Regions from separate parts of the Homo sapiens genome. Here regions 1 and 2 are each linked to region 3. Evidence: read pairs that join two places in POLR2A ChIA-PET (ENCODE). Cell type or tissue: CD4-positive, alpha-beta T cell. All regions are shown on one strand. Each heading gives the region's core, and the rest is flanking DNA. Links, peaks and the distances in the headings are about the cores only.

Region 1 (5,409 bases), core at 307-5,306, 84 kb after region 3:
AAAACTATAAAACTTCTAAAAGGAAATCTCCGTGACATTGAATGAGGCAAAGATTCTTAGCACTGTCCAAAAGGAAATGTTGATAAGTTGTACTTTATCCAATTTAACCACTTTGCTCTCCGGAAAGCATCATTACAAAACCAAAAGATTAGCCACAGATTTGGAAGCAATACTTGCAAATCCCATAGATGTTAGTATAGCAATGATTGTTTTAATTAACATGATTGATAATTTTCAATTTGGAAGGATGCTGTTTTAATATATGTAGTGTGGCACTTAGGAGAATATAAATTTTAAAGTAAAATAGTTCAGAATTTGAATCACTGGTTAGCCACTGCTGATCTGAAAGGATTAAAGTACATTGTTTAACCTTTCTGGGCCTCAGATTTCTAAGGAAATGTGGAAAGAAGCAATCTTATGAGAACATTGTGAAGATTAAATGAGATAGAATTTGTAAAAAACGCCTAGCAGACATCCTGAAACACAAAATGGTATTCTAGAAATTTTCATATTTCATGTTGTTCCAAAAAGTATTAAGGTAGAAGGCAGCTATTAAGAAACATATTTAATAAGTTATGTTTGATAAAGTAGAATTTGCTTTTTTCTAATTATAAAAGAATGCATGGTTTTCACAGAGATTTGGATATAGAAGAGTACTTTTAAAAAATATAATCAATTGCAATTCCCAAATCCTGATGATCACTATTGATATTTTGGTATTTTGGTATATTTTCTTTCAAAATTGTCTAGGTATACATTTGTGGGCTTTGGATCTTCTTCTATTCTTTTGTTATATTTCTAAATTTGAACAGTTAAATAGACAGTCAATGAAACAATTGCGAAAATTTTGGCAGTAGTAAGCATTTGTTGTCAGTTGAAAACTTTCCACCTTAGCAAGTAGGTTTGTGTATAAAGACAGAATAATATTGGGCAGAGTGTAAAATTATTTCTCTCTCTCTTTCTCTCCCTCTCTCCCTATCTATTTACCTATATATCCATTCCATCCATCATCTGTCTATCCTCTTTGAAACCATTCATCCATCAATCTATCCATCCACTCATCCATTCATTTTTCTATCATCTATCCCATTCTCTATATCTTTTTATGTCTAACTATTGGCCTTAGAATGCAAATATTGAAGTGAGTTGAAAAATGAAGTTACATTCTTCTGAAAGAAAAAATCGATTGATTAATTTCTTTAATAATAAAATATGGATTTGTCATTTTGGTTTATACAGAGGACATTTTTTATAACTTGAATGAAGTAAATCTCAGCTCCAACATTAGACAAAAATGTATATAAAGCACACCTTAAGATAAAGGATTTTTTTTAAAATATAGTATAGACAAAAGTGTATTGAAAAGGACAATATTTTCATTATCCAGTTATTTCTGAGTGGTTTTTTGTTCTGTTTTGAGATGGAGTTTTGCTCTTGTCACCCAGACTGGAGTGCAATCTCGGCTCACTGCAACCTCCACCTCCCAGGTTCAAGCTATTCTTCTGCCTCAGCCTCCCAAGTAGCTGGGATTACAGGTGCATGCCACCACACCTGGCTAATTTTTTGTATTTTTAACAGGGACAGGATTTTGCCATGTTGGGCAGGCTGGTCTCAGACTCCTGACCTCAGGTGATCCGCCCGCCTCAGCCTCCCAAAGCACTGGGATTACAGTCGTGAGCCACCACACCTGGCCCTGAGTGCATTAGGCTTTCACAGGGTCTTGCTAAGTAAAATAGTAACTGCGATAAATTTTTTTGCATACTCCCCCCACAAAAAAATGAGAAAGTAAAAGATGATTGATTTAACGTATTTTTATAAGTCAGGTAGTATCTAGTTCTTTGCTTCCAGTAAAATGGAAGGGGAACTTAATGAAATTGTCAGTTTATAGACCATTTAAAATAATGTTCAATGATAGTTCACTCCAACATGTTTGGCATTTACCTCAGAAGAAGTTCAAAGAATTCTGTGACATTGCTATATCAAAGGTCCTTCAATTCTGATCTATTTATTCAAGTAAACATGTTTCTCAGTACTTACGTGTTTAACAATGAAAAAGAGGAACAAAAGTGATGCTGAACTTTGTCACTTTACATGAATAAGTGGTATTTCTCAACAGACATAGGTACCAATTAAAAAGTCTCAAAAATGTCATTAAGAGGTGCAATTCCAATAACATTTTACCTTTATCGCCTAATAATAGTTTATCAAATTGGCAATCTGTTGCTTAGATAAGCTAATTTTACTAACAAAGAAAGCTCAATCCAGACTCCAAACTTGAAGTATCACAGGAAATTAAAATTTTTAAGTTTTATACACGTTTTTAGTATTGAGATCAATACTAATACTTTATTGATCAATAGTGTGATCAAAAAAATAATTTCAACTATAAAAATACATTAAATTTGGATAAAATTCTGTGGTTGAAGAAGAATTCAAGGAGGTGGGCTTTTCAATTCAAGAAGAGGAATTATCAATGCAAAATTAATCAGTGTGAAATAAGATTAAAGTCTCATTTTTAAGTGGATGAGACTAGGTAGAAGTCACTATAGTATTTAGATACCTTTGGATACACATAGAAGGTTACTGTAACAGTTCCACTGTAATATTTACAGTCTGTCCAAATTTATATCTTTTGTAACTAGATAGATATCCATTAATAATTTCTTGATATCCATTAAAATGTGTAAGTTTGTAGTTTTTCAAATTTATTTTAGAAGATACAGAGCAAAACATTGAAAACCATTAGTTCACAGTCTGCACTCTAGACTACTTCTTGAAGCCTATAGTCTGTAGTATGGCCTTCAAGGTGCTTCACAATCTAGCCCCTTCCTACCTCTCTCACTCTTCCATTCCCACTGACTCTGAATTTTAGCCTTGGCCAACTCTTCTATTTCTTACCTCCAATTCTTAAAAAATCCTACACTTTTTTAAGAGTAGGAAAGCTTTTTCTCCTTTTTCTGATGAATGAGTTCCTCCTATCCCTTAAGACTCAGCTCCTCTGAGAGGCTATCACTGAGAGATTACACCAGTGTGTCCCCAAAGCACTACCAGGTTCCTCTATCACAATACTTACGGGTTTCTGGGATTGTTTATTTAGATATCAGTTTGCCCCACCTGTCTGTGACTTCTTTTATTCATATGTGTCTCTTCAAGCTTCTGGGCACATAGTACGTGCTGAAAAGTACACGTTGAATAAATGACAGGATGAATGTGTCCTGACATCTTCACTTTCATTTTTAGTATATTTCTAAATCAGCTAAACCAGTCACCTTATGTCTCTTAACACAGCCTGCTCATTTCTTCTCACGCCTTGCTTGGGCTTTGCTCACTTATCAATGCCCTAAGCCTTTGTTTTCACCACTAATTGCCCAAAACAGTGCCTCTCTGGTTGACAATGTTCTTGGCAACGTTGGCAATTTTGAACCCACTGAGCATTTTCTCATAAAAAAAAAATGTTTCAAGTAGTAGTTAGGTTAGGCCACAGAGTCTAATCTACTCAAATGTAATGAAAACACTAGTTGTCTGCAATAAAAGAAGATTCAGCCCTATGAAAGTAAAAATGTTGTTGATAATGCAACATATTTTTCAAAGATGAGCTTCTGTGCCTTTATTTTTCAAAGAGTTCGTGGAGAAGATGTGTCTTCCCTGTGGTGGCCTTAGTAGACGGGAGAGGAACTAATGTTTGCTAAATGCCTGCTCCATGCCAGGCACCATGTGCATTTTATGTGTGGTATCACGTAAGCCTCATGACACTTTTGCCAGATGTACAGATAGCCTTTGCTGTATTACAAACCACCCCACACTTACACAACCATCATTTATGAGCCCAAGATATTCTGTGAGCTGGGCACAGTTGGATAATTCTTCAGTTGGTCTCCTGGGGCTCACTCCTGCAGCTGCGCTCAGCTGGTAGATGATGAAATGGCAGGGACAGGGTGATCTGGAATGATCTAGGTGATCTGCTGGCTGAAGCACCTCGGTTTTCCGTCATGGGGCCTTTCCAGCAGGTTGGCTCAGGCTCACAGCTGCAGTGTCAAAGAGGGCAAAAGTGGAAGCTGAAAAGCTGTTGGAGGACTCAGTTACAATCTGACACACTGTCCCTTCCTTCACATACTGGTCAAAGCAAGTCACAAGGCCAGATTCAAAGGGCTGGGATATAGACACCATCACTTCATGGGAGGAAGTGCAAAAACTATGTGGCTGTTTCCAATATACCAAACAAGGGGCATTGTTATTCCATTCCATGGGTGCCAAAATCCTACCAAATGCACCAATTCATAAGTAATAGAAGGGGTATTTGAGTCCAGGTCTCTCTGACCTCCCAATTCTTCTACTCTCTACTATACCAGAGCACCTTAGGTAGCCTTCCTTTTCCTCCTTTCCATTCTCTTTCTCCTCCTTTGTCTCTCTCTATCCATGTCCAGACTCTAAGATGAGGAAGCAGAAGAAAGAAAGGGTAAGGTGCAATGAGATTCACACCGGCGTTGTGTGCCATGCTCTCTGAGTAACTAGCATCTTAGGGAAACAAGGCCAGCAGTAAGATACATTTTAGGTGATTATTTTTACACCTTTCTTTCTTCTTTTCTTTTCACCAAATATTGTGTTCAAGTCTCAATTTCCCCTGTTACTAGCTGTATACTTGGCAAGGTACTTATCCACTCAGCCTCCATGTGCTCATCTGTAAAATGAGAGTAATAATTCGTAGATCTATGAGTTGTTGTGAAGTTTGAATGAGATAATAATATATGCAAAAAACATTTTGAAAACCGTAAGGTACACTCTAGCAATGTGATGAATTATTCATGCTTCTACTCAGGGTCAAAAAGGAAGTATAGTCATGCTGACTGTGGCTCTGACAACTGCCAGGTGCTTTCAAGGCTTTTCAGCAAAGTGTGGGTTTCAGACAAATGGGAAATCTAATAGACCACTCTCTGCAGTTGGCTGTATTTCCAGCCAGCACAGATATGATTATAATTAGAGTTTCAAGAGCCTGTTTCACATCAAAAGGATTCCTTGGCCCAGTCTGCAGTCTACCTGAGGTATGTGGCCAGATGTGATCCCTCTGGCAGCTGTTTTTATTCGGGCCCATTTGCTTCTTTTCCTGTGCTACCAGGAGTGTCTGTTTCTATTGTACTCATTATTTTCAGATACCAGGTGAGAAGAGATTTTCCATATGTGAGATTTCAGATGGTGACCACTGAGCAAAATGCATAGCTCTCGCCCCCTCTTCTCACTTCCTAAATGAACAGCAACTCTGACAAATTCACTTTAACAGAGCCAGGTCTTTTATTAGCAGCCAGAGAATAGTCTGTAATGGGAGGAATTACTCTGCCCGTGCATCTCTCCCAGGAAAAACATTCGTTAGCCTGTCAAGGAAGCGAAACCTCTTATTAGAAACTGTAGAAAAGT
Region 2 (5,409 bases), core at 177-5,176, 160 kb before region 3:
CTCTGAAGTAGATACATGTCCCCTCCAAAAAGAAACTGAGGCTTTAAGAATTTATAAGTATCTTGCCCAGTATCAGAACTAATATTCTAAACTACAATTGTATCTTGCCCAAGCCTGTGCTTTAAATCACTAAATTACCCTCTTAAGGGCTAAAGAATATACAAATACCTGCAACCCAAAAGGGCAGCCTCAGAGGAGCTTTGGTAGTTCCCTATTCTCCTTAAGTCCCACTGTAGAAATAATCACCCCTAGGAATGAAAGACTTGAATACTACTACTCACTTGCTTTCTCACATACAGTGTGAGTGTAGAAGGCTCTCCTTGGCCTATTCTATCTAAGGTTGCTTTCACCAGATTTGCCCCAGTGTGACTGTAAGCCCTTGTTAAGCTTGGGTTAATTGCCAATTTAGGCAAGGTTCTCATTTAGAAAGTCCCTTCAGGGAAAGCAGCCTCAGAACTAGGAGATGGTTGTCTATTTACTCTTCACTCACCCAGCTGCTAATGGGGTTAGGGGAATGGCAACAACATATGCCACTCCAGATTCTTCCCGTTTACAAAGTCTTGATCATTTCCACACCCAAAATCCTGTCAATTGCCACCTGTGGAGTCAGGCAATAAAACCAACCAGTATTTATTGAGCACACGTCACATGTAAGGATAAGGTGTGTGTTATGAATTCATTCATACTGGTTTGCTTTTGCCAGGAGCATACAGTGTTGTGAAGAATAAAACAGGAAATTTGTTTTCTTATTGTGGGTCAGATGCCACTCCACGCATGCCTCCGGCCAGCCACTTGGCCCCTCTGCCTCCCAGATCCCTGAGCAGTGAAAGCAGGAGGGTGGGCTTTTGCAATTCCTGCTCTCTCCTTGTCGGCCTGGCTTTCTGAGAGTGGGGCACCCCCCGCCATCCCAGGGAAAGGGTTGATCTGCACTTTGAACATGGGAACCCTTGTCTATATGTGGCATGGTCCAGAGCCACAGCAATGCTTCCCATGTATTCTGTTCACCACTTCATCTCTGAGAATATTTTAAAAATGTAGTTCTTGGTTAAGTGAGCTGAATCAAAACATATCCAAGTTGGAATAGGATCTACTCTGTGTAGACTTGCTGGAAGTGAAACACACAGAGCCTGCGGGAAGAGTTGTTCTATGAGTACTTGAGCCCCCAGCCTGACTAGGTTAAGTCTTCTATGAGTACATGAACCCCTAGCCTGACTAGGTTAAGTCTTCTATGAGTACATGAACCCCTAGCCTGACTAGGTTAAGTCTTCTATGAGTACTTGAGCCCCCAGCCTGACTAGGTTAAGTCTTCTATGAGTACTTGAGCCCCCAGCCTGACTAGGTTAAGTCTTGGAGCAGATCTTAGACTCTGTCTTCGGTAAGTGGCCAAGTCTTTGGCCTTTGTATGCTGTGGCTAGGAGATAAAAAAAAAAAAACTCATTTCTTAAATGTGTTAAAATACAGTTATGTCCATAGTACTTTAGGGGTTAGTCTCTATTTGTATTAGCTTAAACAATTTTGCAGGTAAATACATGTTCATTTTTTTTTTAATTAGCAATGTCTATAGCTTTGTTTTTAAGAGACAAGGTCTTGCTCTGTCACCCAGGCTGGAGTGCAGTTGTACGATTATAGCTCACTGCAGCCTGGAACTCCCTGGCTCAAACAATCCTCCCACCTCAGCCTCCCGAGTACTTAGGACTACAGGCATGCACCACCATGCCCAGCTAATCTTTGATGTTTAAATCAATTGAATTTTTTGAAAATTGACGTCACTGAACAAAATAGACAAAAAAATCTCTCTCATGGACCTTACATTCTAGGTAGCCATTGATGACAACTAAAATAGAGAAATAGGATTTTCCCATCCAAGAACACAGTATCCAAAATGAAGAAACTGTAATAAAGGCCCTCTTAGCTCATGCATCAGGAGTTGGCAGCTGATTAGTTAATTAAAAAGTTGATGACAGTGGTTATGGTTAATCATAATATGATATATGCATACCTTAAATATTTTATTTTAACTTAAAACATACAAATGCATGTTAAATCACCAACTTTTTAATGTGAGACTCAAGCTTTTTCTTAAATTTGCAGATTGGAGTTTCTAATTACCATTCTTAGATAAACCATGCCAAAAAGACATCATCTGTGATTTCCAGTTTCAGTTTTCTTAAAGTGGAACAAGCTCTGAAGACACTTTTGAAGTTATCTAAGTACAATCTCTTCCAGTTTTCTGTGGTTGACCCACCCACATGTGGTTCAACAGCAGGTTTGGCTTGGTTTCAGCAACTTGTTTTTATCCAGTCTTTCAAAGCATTCAACTTGGAGCTTTTTCTACTCATATTTCATCAGTGTATATAATATGCAATCAAATTACATAATTACAATGACAACTATAACTGGAAGAAACACATTTGGAGACAAAGATCCCTAAATCTCACATCTCAGCTGGTGGGAGCAGAAACCCAGGGGCATTCCAGCATCTTGACTGTGAGCTTGGAGTGTCAGCCTGGGCAGCAGTCAGTATATTTTAGAAAAAGGATGGAGGATGTTTCATAAACTGGCAAGTCTGTTATGGTGGCCGTCTTTTAAGAGGACTCCTACTGTACTCCTGGATGCGACCATAAGCAGACATTATTTGCAGCTTCTAGAATAGTGTTTCTCAGCCTGAGTTCTGTGGCACCTGGCAGTTCCATGAGTGGCCTCAGGGGCCACTAGAGAGTGTTAGCAGCAAGTCTGAATCCCTCCAGCTTCCTTCAGCTGTAGGAGCTCCACTTTTGTTTTATACCTCTCACTGTTGCATTTAATTTTATTCAAATAAAAAGACTGAGCAAACCATTATTATTTTTAAACAACGGGTATTGTGGTGCTTTTAGGGAGGAAATCTTAGACTATTAGCAGTAGCATACACTATTGTCAATAGAGGACATCTGATAACAGTCTGAAATCCTTTAAAGAGACAAGGGATTTTAAATGTCTGGTTTACACTTGATTTTCTTCCATTACATGTTTCTGAATAAGCACTGTGTTCATTGCTTAGGGCTGCTGTAACAAAGTACTACCAATGAGGAGCCTTCAGACAACAGGAAATTATGGTCTCATAGTTTTGGAGGCTATGAGAAAGTTATGGTCTCCTAGTTTTGGAGCATGGCTCACAGGGCCTTGCTCTGTCTGAAATCTGCAGGGGAATCTCTCCTTGCCTTTCACAGGTTTCTGTTGAATTGCTGGCCATCCTTGGCATTTCCTCGCTTGCAGCTGCATCACTTCAGTCTCTGCCTTTGTTGTCACGTGGCGTTCTCCCTGTGTGACTGTCTTCATATTGCCATCTTCTTATAAGGACGCCAGTTATACTGGACTAGGGGCCAACTCTGCTCCAGTATGACTGCATCGTAACTAATTACATCTGCAATGGCACTGTTTCCAAATAGTGTCACATTCTGAGGTACTGGTGTGAGGACTTCAGCATATCTTTTGGGGGGAGCAAAATTAAAACCATAACCGGTGCTAAAGATTTGTTGAATATAGTTCTTTCCCCTGCCCCTAGAGACTGCCAAAAATAAAACAAAGCCTCCCAACATTTAAAATGCCAGTGATGTCCCTGTGCCCGAATAAAACTGAAGTAGATCCCTGGGAGAACCCCCTAATTGAGGTGAAGCAGTGTGGCCCAAAAAAGAAACTACAATAAAAGGAAATACCATATTTTCAGTGCTTACTCTATACTTAATCCTGTGTTAAGCACATTCTTTTTTTAATGTATCTTCCCCAAAATCCTAACAGATATCTTTAGCTTTTCATATGCTTTCATTTGTAAGCAACAGAAAACCAAACATTAATGGTCTTTAAGAAGAAAATGGGCCAGATTCGGTGGCTTACACCTATAATCTCAACACTTTCGGAAGCCAAGAAGGAAAAATGGCTTGAGGCCAGGAGTTTGAGACCATCCCAGGTAACATAGACCCCATCTCTACAAAAAATACAAAAATTAGCCAGGCATGATGGTGCACACCTGTAGTCCCAGCTCCTTGGAAGACTGAGGCAGGAGGATCACTTCAGACTGGGAGGTGGAGGCTGCAGTGAGCCATGATTGCACCATGGCACTCCAGTCTGGGCAACAGAGCGAGACCCCCATCTCTAAAAAATAAAACTAAAAAATCGAGAGAAGAAAATGTGTTGGCTCTTTAACTAGAAGCCAGACTAAGGTAGAATTCAGGGCCAGCGTAATCCAGGGGTGGTAGCCCATTTCCCCATGATTCCCTGGGCTCTTCCCTCCTCTGTGTGGCAGCTTTATTGCTCAGTGGCTAGTAAGGGGGTGGCAGTAGTGAGGGACATTTGCACACCACATCATCCCATGGAAGAGACAGGGGTCTCTTCAGAATGTGATCCCAGAAGGATGGAAAATAATTACAGAAACACTGAATCCACCCTCTGCTTGGTCCTTGGCTTGAATTTGTGCCCACTTCTATTTCTGAACCAAATACTGTCACAGTAAAAGGAGTTGCACTCAGACCAATCAGGGCTACCTCTGGAGGTGGGTGGGGTGGTCAGCATTCACTCAGGTGCTAGGGCTGCCTGGAGGGTGAGTGGACACCTGAATAAAACAGGGTCCTCTTAGGAAGGAGGAGGGGGCAATCTTAGGTAAGCAACCAACAGTATGCACTGCAGCAGGCCCAGGGTACAGATGAAATCACTCAGATTTAGGGAGTCGCTCACTTCTTTCCAAAATCACACAGCTTGTAAGTGTTAGATGAACATTCAAGACCAAATGGCTTTGACTTTTTCTTGTCTAGCATACCACCACCTATTCTCTTACTGGAGGGGCCAGCCATTTTCCTAGGCTTTTTGGAGTAGTAGTGTAGTCTTAGCTTATTAGAAATGGCCTTCAAAACCCTCAGCTGTGCACCTTATAGTAAGAGCATTAAGAGCCTCAAAATGTGTGTGCCCCTTTGAATGAAAAACGCTGTTGTGGTGTCATTGAGTGTTGAGAGAGAATTCTGGGGGTGCCTGTGCTGGGAGAATGCCCCACCTGAATAGACAGCCTCAGTAGAACCACTCACTAAATGGTTTGCCTCCTTTTGTGCCTTAATGCACTTTGATCAAGATATCAGATAGGTTGCATCATCAGATAAGGATGGCAACAAAAAACAGAGCTGCTCTCCTCAACTTTGCAATTAGGCCAGTAGAGTACTAGTATTTTTTTTTAGAAGGGACAAGGCTGTTTTAGTCCTTTACGTGTGGCTGATAAAGATATATGCAAGACTGGGCAATTTACAAAAGAAAGAGGTTTAATGGACTCACAGTTCCACATGGCTGGGGAGGCCTCACCATCATGGCAGAAGGTGAAAGGCACATCTCACACAGCAGCAGATGAGAAGAGTAAGAGCCAAGCAAAAGGGGTTTCCCCTTATAAAACCA
Region 3 (5,409 bases), core at 216-5,215:
CCCATATCTAGTCCACTCTTGATTCTCTCTTGGCATTGTCCAGCTAACAGCTGCATTTCCCATAAGGTAAAGTGTGGCCTTATGTGATGAAGTTTGCACCTTACTTGCTTAAAAGAAAATTGCTTGCCCCAGACTTCTTCACTTTCTATGTCCTTAAGCTGGAACACAAATGGCCATGGCCCATCCCTACCTGCAAAGGTAGAGGAACAACATGGCTCCCAAACATCATCATACAGCAAAGCTACCTGCCAACCTTGGCCTGCTGGATGGTTGCATGAGAGGGAAATAAAAAGCTATCTCATTTGGGCCACTGTATTTTGGGGTCTTTTAATACTCTGCTCCAGTCTTTGCCCTAAATAGTAAACCTGCTTTTTCATTATGTCTTTGTTTTTCTCTTCTCCAGTTGGATTCTATGTCCCATCCATACCAGACAAGTTGCATTCTCCAAATGCTGTGTACCCTCTTGCCCTTCATGTTTATGCACATGCTGTTCCCTCTGCCTAGAGTGTGTTCCCATTTTTCTCTGCCTGAATAACTCCTATTCATGCCTTAGGACTCTGCTGAGGCATCAACTTCCATTTGAATCCTTTTCTAACATACCCCTACACCAACACTGTACACATACACTCCTCTTTGCTCCCACAGCATCCTCACAAAGTCCTGTGATCACTGGTTTACCTATGTGTCTTCCCTTTGTGAGCATCTTGATGGCAAGAGCTATCTTTTATCTCTGACAAGGTCACAAGCCAAAGAATGTGGGCATCTTCTTGAAGCTAGAAAAGGTAAGGAAATGGATTCTTCCCAGCACCTCCAGAAACGGACATAGCTAACCTCTTAATGTTAGCCCAGTGAAACCCATTTTGGACTTCTGGCCTCTGAACATAAGATAATAAATGTGTGTTTTCTAAGCCATGAGATTCATGATAATGTGGTGCAGGAGCAATAGGAAGCCACTAGAAGTATTATCAACTGAATAAACTTGGATAAGTTAGTGAACGTCCCTAAACCTCAGCCTCCTCCTATAATATACAAATAAAATTCACTCCCTGGTGGTGAGTATTGAATTAGATCATTGATATAAAAAGGTTGGCAAAGTGTTTGACATGTAATGAGTGTTCCATAAAGGGTTGTTATCCTTAGTAATATCATCATTAGAATCATCATTACTATTATTGTTTACTAATTTGCCTGGTACATCTGGGGTAGAAAGGAAGAAAGAGACAGAGAAAAAGAGATAGAAAGTAAAATAACAAAAGCCTGCTTTGGAAACCTGCAGGCATATTTGGTTTTAGCTCTTTTGCAATGTGTCTTCTCAACTCACAGAGTGTCTTTCATTTCCTTTTGCTTTCTCTCTCTTGGTTGAGGTAGAAAGATCTATTTTAAATTTAGTCATTTCAAAGTCTCCTTGGCATCGCATAAATGTCGCACCATTAAATATATATTCAATGAGTGCTCAAGCAGGCTGGCTTCCTCGCCAAGAAATGGAGCACTGGAGGTGGGCAGGTGAGACACGACAGACAGCACACCTGCCCGTAGGCTCTGCTGTCCTTACCTACGAGGATTACATTTTCTGAGCTCCAAATGAGGATGTGTGGTCTGACAAACATTTTTTCTCCTGCATTTTAATTTGTTTGTCTGAAAAGGCTGTCACAGACATTAAATTAAATCACATGAAATTCAGTGAATAAGCTTTAATGTGAAGACAAAATTCATGCAAAAATTCAGAAAAAAATATATATCAGTTTTTATAGTATTTAAATTTGAATTACTTGCTACTGTCTAGAATGCAAGGTTTGATTGACACAATGCTGGGTTTTTGCTTTGCTTTGCGTTTCTCTGGTCAGGTGGCCCCTTCTTCAACTCTTTTTCTCTGAGGCATGCTTTTTCCATTCAAATCAGAACCCCACCTTCCCATTAAAGAAACAGGTATGTGATGCTGAGCTCGGCCAGTGATTGGTCCCATGAATGGCACACAATCCAAATGGCGCGAATTCCCTACAGACAGATGAAGAACATGACTTTCTCTCCTCTTGAATAGCAAGTAGTGCAGATGTACATAGAACCTGTTGCCTGCCACGCTTGCTACCACAAAAAGGAAATGCATCTGCAGGAAGTGAAGGAAGCCAAAAACCAGAAGGAAGTAGGGCTGAGAAATGTACAGGAGAAAAAAAAACCCTAATGACACCTTTGAGCCCTCAACCCCAGCTTCACCTGGCGTCACTCACTGCCTCATACTGCTCCGCACACGAGCTGATAAATCTTTTTTGAGTAGGATTTCTGTCACTTGAAATGGAAAAATGGAAAGAGCCCTGGCAAATACAGAGTCATTGCAAAAATATTGTCAAAAGGAGACCTTGGAAGAAACAAGCCCAGAGGTGAGGAAAACAGGCACAGGAAGAGGGAAGAGTGGACAGAGCAGGCAGTAAGATAAAGTGGGAGGAGAATGAGGCTCAGAGTCAGGACCCCAGGGTTAATGTTCCAGCTCTGCCCTTACCAACAGCAGGACCATTAGTGATGCTGCAGCATTTTAGTTTGATGGTCTTCAGAGGGGAAGACTGGGCTTCTGCCGCCATACAGAACATGGAGAGCTGTGGGAGGCTCACCTGGGATAGTAAATGTGAGCACTCTTTGCATTAAAAATGTTAAATGCTTACAGATGGCACTTATTACACGGAAAGCAGCACATTTTAAAAGACTATGATGGAAACAGACTAGAAATGAAAAGGTAGGATTTAAGTAGCTGAAATCTTAAGAGAGGAATATGGAAATCAGTTAATGATTAGATCTCCTTTAAAGTATCTAAAGGGCAGACTTTCTGCTGAATGTCAGTGGCTTGAGTAAAAATACATGCAAAATAAAACATGGAAAAACTAGAAAACAATTCTAAGGCTGTGTATGTGATAGGAATGGGAAGAGAGAAAAAGAGAGGGAAACCAGCATTTGCAAGGTGTCTGCTATATCTGAAACCCTAGGTATCATATATACTATCTCACTTCATCCATGAAGCAACACTACAAGAATCAGGTATTACTGTCCTTATCATATATTTGAGGAAAATAAGTCTCAGAGCTTACATTCAAGCTCAGGTCTTATGATTCTATAACCGAATCACTAGACTACACCAATACCCAGATAATACATTTGAAACTAGAGTTTGGGGGTTAGATGGAGATATGCTTAGTTTGCTTTCCAGATTATAAGAACCAATCAATCAATATTTTAAAGAAGGCTAGAGTTTACTTAAATAAAAACATTTAGTTGTGAATGGTTTTCTGCTGGATTGAAAGTCTAGTGCTTTTATTAGCCCCTAAAAATGTGTTTATCTTTACCTCAGTGTCAAGAATTGTGAAGGGTCTGGGAATTTACCCTACTTAGAAGCTAATAAGCTAGCCTGTTACTATTTTATCAATGTTAGTAGAAGACATAAGACTCCTCAGCCAGAGACAAAGGACTTATTACTCATGGCAAAAAGGGAACCACAATTTCATGTTGGTTTGTATCTGTTGCTTCCCCATACCCACTCTCCAAAGTCCCGTGAGAGTGACAGAGAAACCCCTTGGGGTGCCTGAATATGCCATGGGTTGCATTACAGTAGGGAAACACTGAAATTAGAGGATTCATTGCTTTTACTGTGAGTGGAAGCAAGCCTGTTCTTTGTCTGGGGTAAGATGTTGTCTTAGTCCATTTGTGTTACTATAAAGAAATACCTGAGGCTAGGTAATTTATTTTAAAAAAATAGGTTTATCTGGCTCACAGTTCTTCAGGCTGTACAAGAAGGCTGGCACCAGCATCTGCTTTTGGGGAGGCCTCAGGAAGCTTCCATTCATGGTGGAAGGTGAAGGGGAGCCAGCATGTACAGAGATCACATGGCCAGAGAGGAAGCAAGTAGGGAGGTGGGTGCTGTGCTCTTTTTAACAACCAGCTCTTGGGGGAAGTTCCACAGGAACAAGAGCAAGAACTCACTCATTACTATGAGAATGCCCCCAAGCCATTTATGAGAGATCTGCCCTCATGACCCAAATACCTCCCACTAGGACCCACCTCCAGTATTGGGGATCAAATTTCAACATGAAGTTTGAAGGGGTAAACATCCAAACTATAGCAGATGCTGTCTCATTTCTCAAGATTTCCTGTTGTAAACACAGCTCTGAGAAATGGCCCAGATAATGAGTGGTCAGGCCCTTGCATTGTTGGCATGCCCAGTAGGAGTGCATAGGGAGGCTTGGGGCCATGGTGGATTGCCTCTCCCAGCACCGAGTCCTTCCTTTGGCAACACTGAGCTCCTGATGCCTTCTTGTCCTCTTCAACTACAATTTCATTCCTTCGCTCTCTACTGGAACCATCCTTGCACAGATTTCTTATAGCTGTTTCTCTTTATATTTTCAGATATCTCTCACTTTATTCCCAAAGTTCTTAGAAACGCTTTCTTCATGCCTCCCCCTCAGCACCAGCGTGATACCTTTGTGATGTATTAACTTGGCTGGGCTGGACTACAGCCCCAGAATTCCCTTTCTAGTATGTTTGCAGTCAGGGCAGGCTACAGGGCATATTCTTTCATGGAGTAGGAGGACAGAAGGGAGGAAGCAGTTGCTTTTCCATGTTGTCCCAGTTCTGCAATCTAACACTAATCTAGATGCTACTGTGAAGGGATTTTACGGATAGAAAGTACCTAATCAGTTGACTTTAAGTTCATCAGAAGGGAGATTATTCAAAGCAGACCTGTCTCAGTGAGTTGGAAGCCCTTTAAAAAAGGGCTTAGGGCTTTCCTGGGCTAGAGGCTGCACCCAGTTGCTGACCCTGCAGGTGCCCTCCATTCCCCTTGGATCTTCCTTTTTGACTGACTGCCTGGGGATAGCAGTTCCACCCTGTGCGTATGGGATTCCAGCCTGCTGGTGGTTCATCCTTCCCGTCTACCTGCCCTATGGACTCTGGGCTTGCCAAACCCATTCCTACAACATGCAAGCCAATTTAATGTTTATAATGAACATGTATAATCAAAATACATACCCTATTGGATTTGCTTCTCTGACTGAATCCTGACCAATTCATGCTGAGACTTAATGGAAACTGTGCATTTGATGAGACTGAGACCTTCCTGCCAATCCAACAATATTCTCAGTCTTTATTCTGCATGACCTCTCTATTAACATCTTCTCTTTAAATCACTTTTCCCTTGGAACTGGAAGTACCCTTCAGACTATCTTCCTAGCCACTCCTCCCTCCCTCTCTGTCTCTCTCTCCTTTTATGCTTCCTCTTCTATTTCTTTAATTTTTTTTTTTTTTTTGAGACAGAGTCTCACTGTGTCGCCCAAGCTGGAGTGCAGTGGCACGATCTTGGCTCACTGCAGCCTCCATCTCTTTTGTTCAAGCAATTCTCCTGCCTCAGCCTCCTGAGTAGCTGGGGCTACA

The links. ChIA-PET counts read pairs that join two places held together with the same protein. Peaks named below come from ENCODE experiments on the same cell type or tissue, not always from the same donor. Only the 100,000 strongest peaks of a DNase experiment are listed, where the experiment ranks them.
Region 1: POLR2A ChIA-PET joins it to region 3 with 6 read pairs; 2 of 35 experiments call an interaction of 5 or more read pairs at or near these places.
Region 2: POLR2A ChIA-PET joins it to region 3 with 7 read pairs; 1 of 35 experiments calls an interaction of 5 or more read pairs at or near these places.

Annotation. Positions count from the first base shown.
Region 1 is chr7:36,690,499-36,695,907 of GRCh38, reverse strand. The region is part of intron 1 of AOAH (acyloxyacyl hydrolase); the gene reads left to right. Among named protein-coding and RNA genes, the nearest start is that of AOAH, 31 kb to the left of the region's middle. In CD4-positive, alpha-beta T cell, for the core only: no CTCF peak of the experiment used is centred there; no DNase peak of the experiment used is centred there; H3K27ac peaks cover 614 bases.
Region 2 is chr7:36,935,195-36,940,603 of GRCh38, reverse strand. The region is part of intron 16 of ELMO1 (engulfment and cell motility 1); the gene reads left to right. Among named protein-coding and RNA genes, the nearest start is that of MIR1200, 18 kb to the right of the region's middle. In CD4-positive, alpha-beta T cell, for the core only: no CTCF peak of the experiment used is centred there; a DNase peak (open chromatin) is centred at 2,243.
Region 3 is chr7:36,773,977-36,779,385 of GRCh38, reverse strand. No RefSeq gene overlaps it. Among named protein-coding and RNA genes, the nearest start is that of AOAH, 52 kb to the right of the region's middle. In CD4-positive, alpha-beta T cell, for the core only: no CTCF peak of the experiment used is centred there; DNase peaks (open chromatin) are centred at 2,145, 3,515 and 3,915; H3K4me3 peaks cover 1,138 bases; H3K27ac peaks cover 257 bases.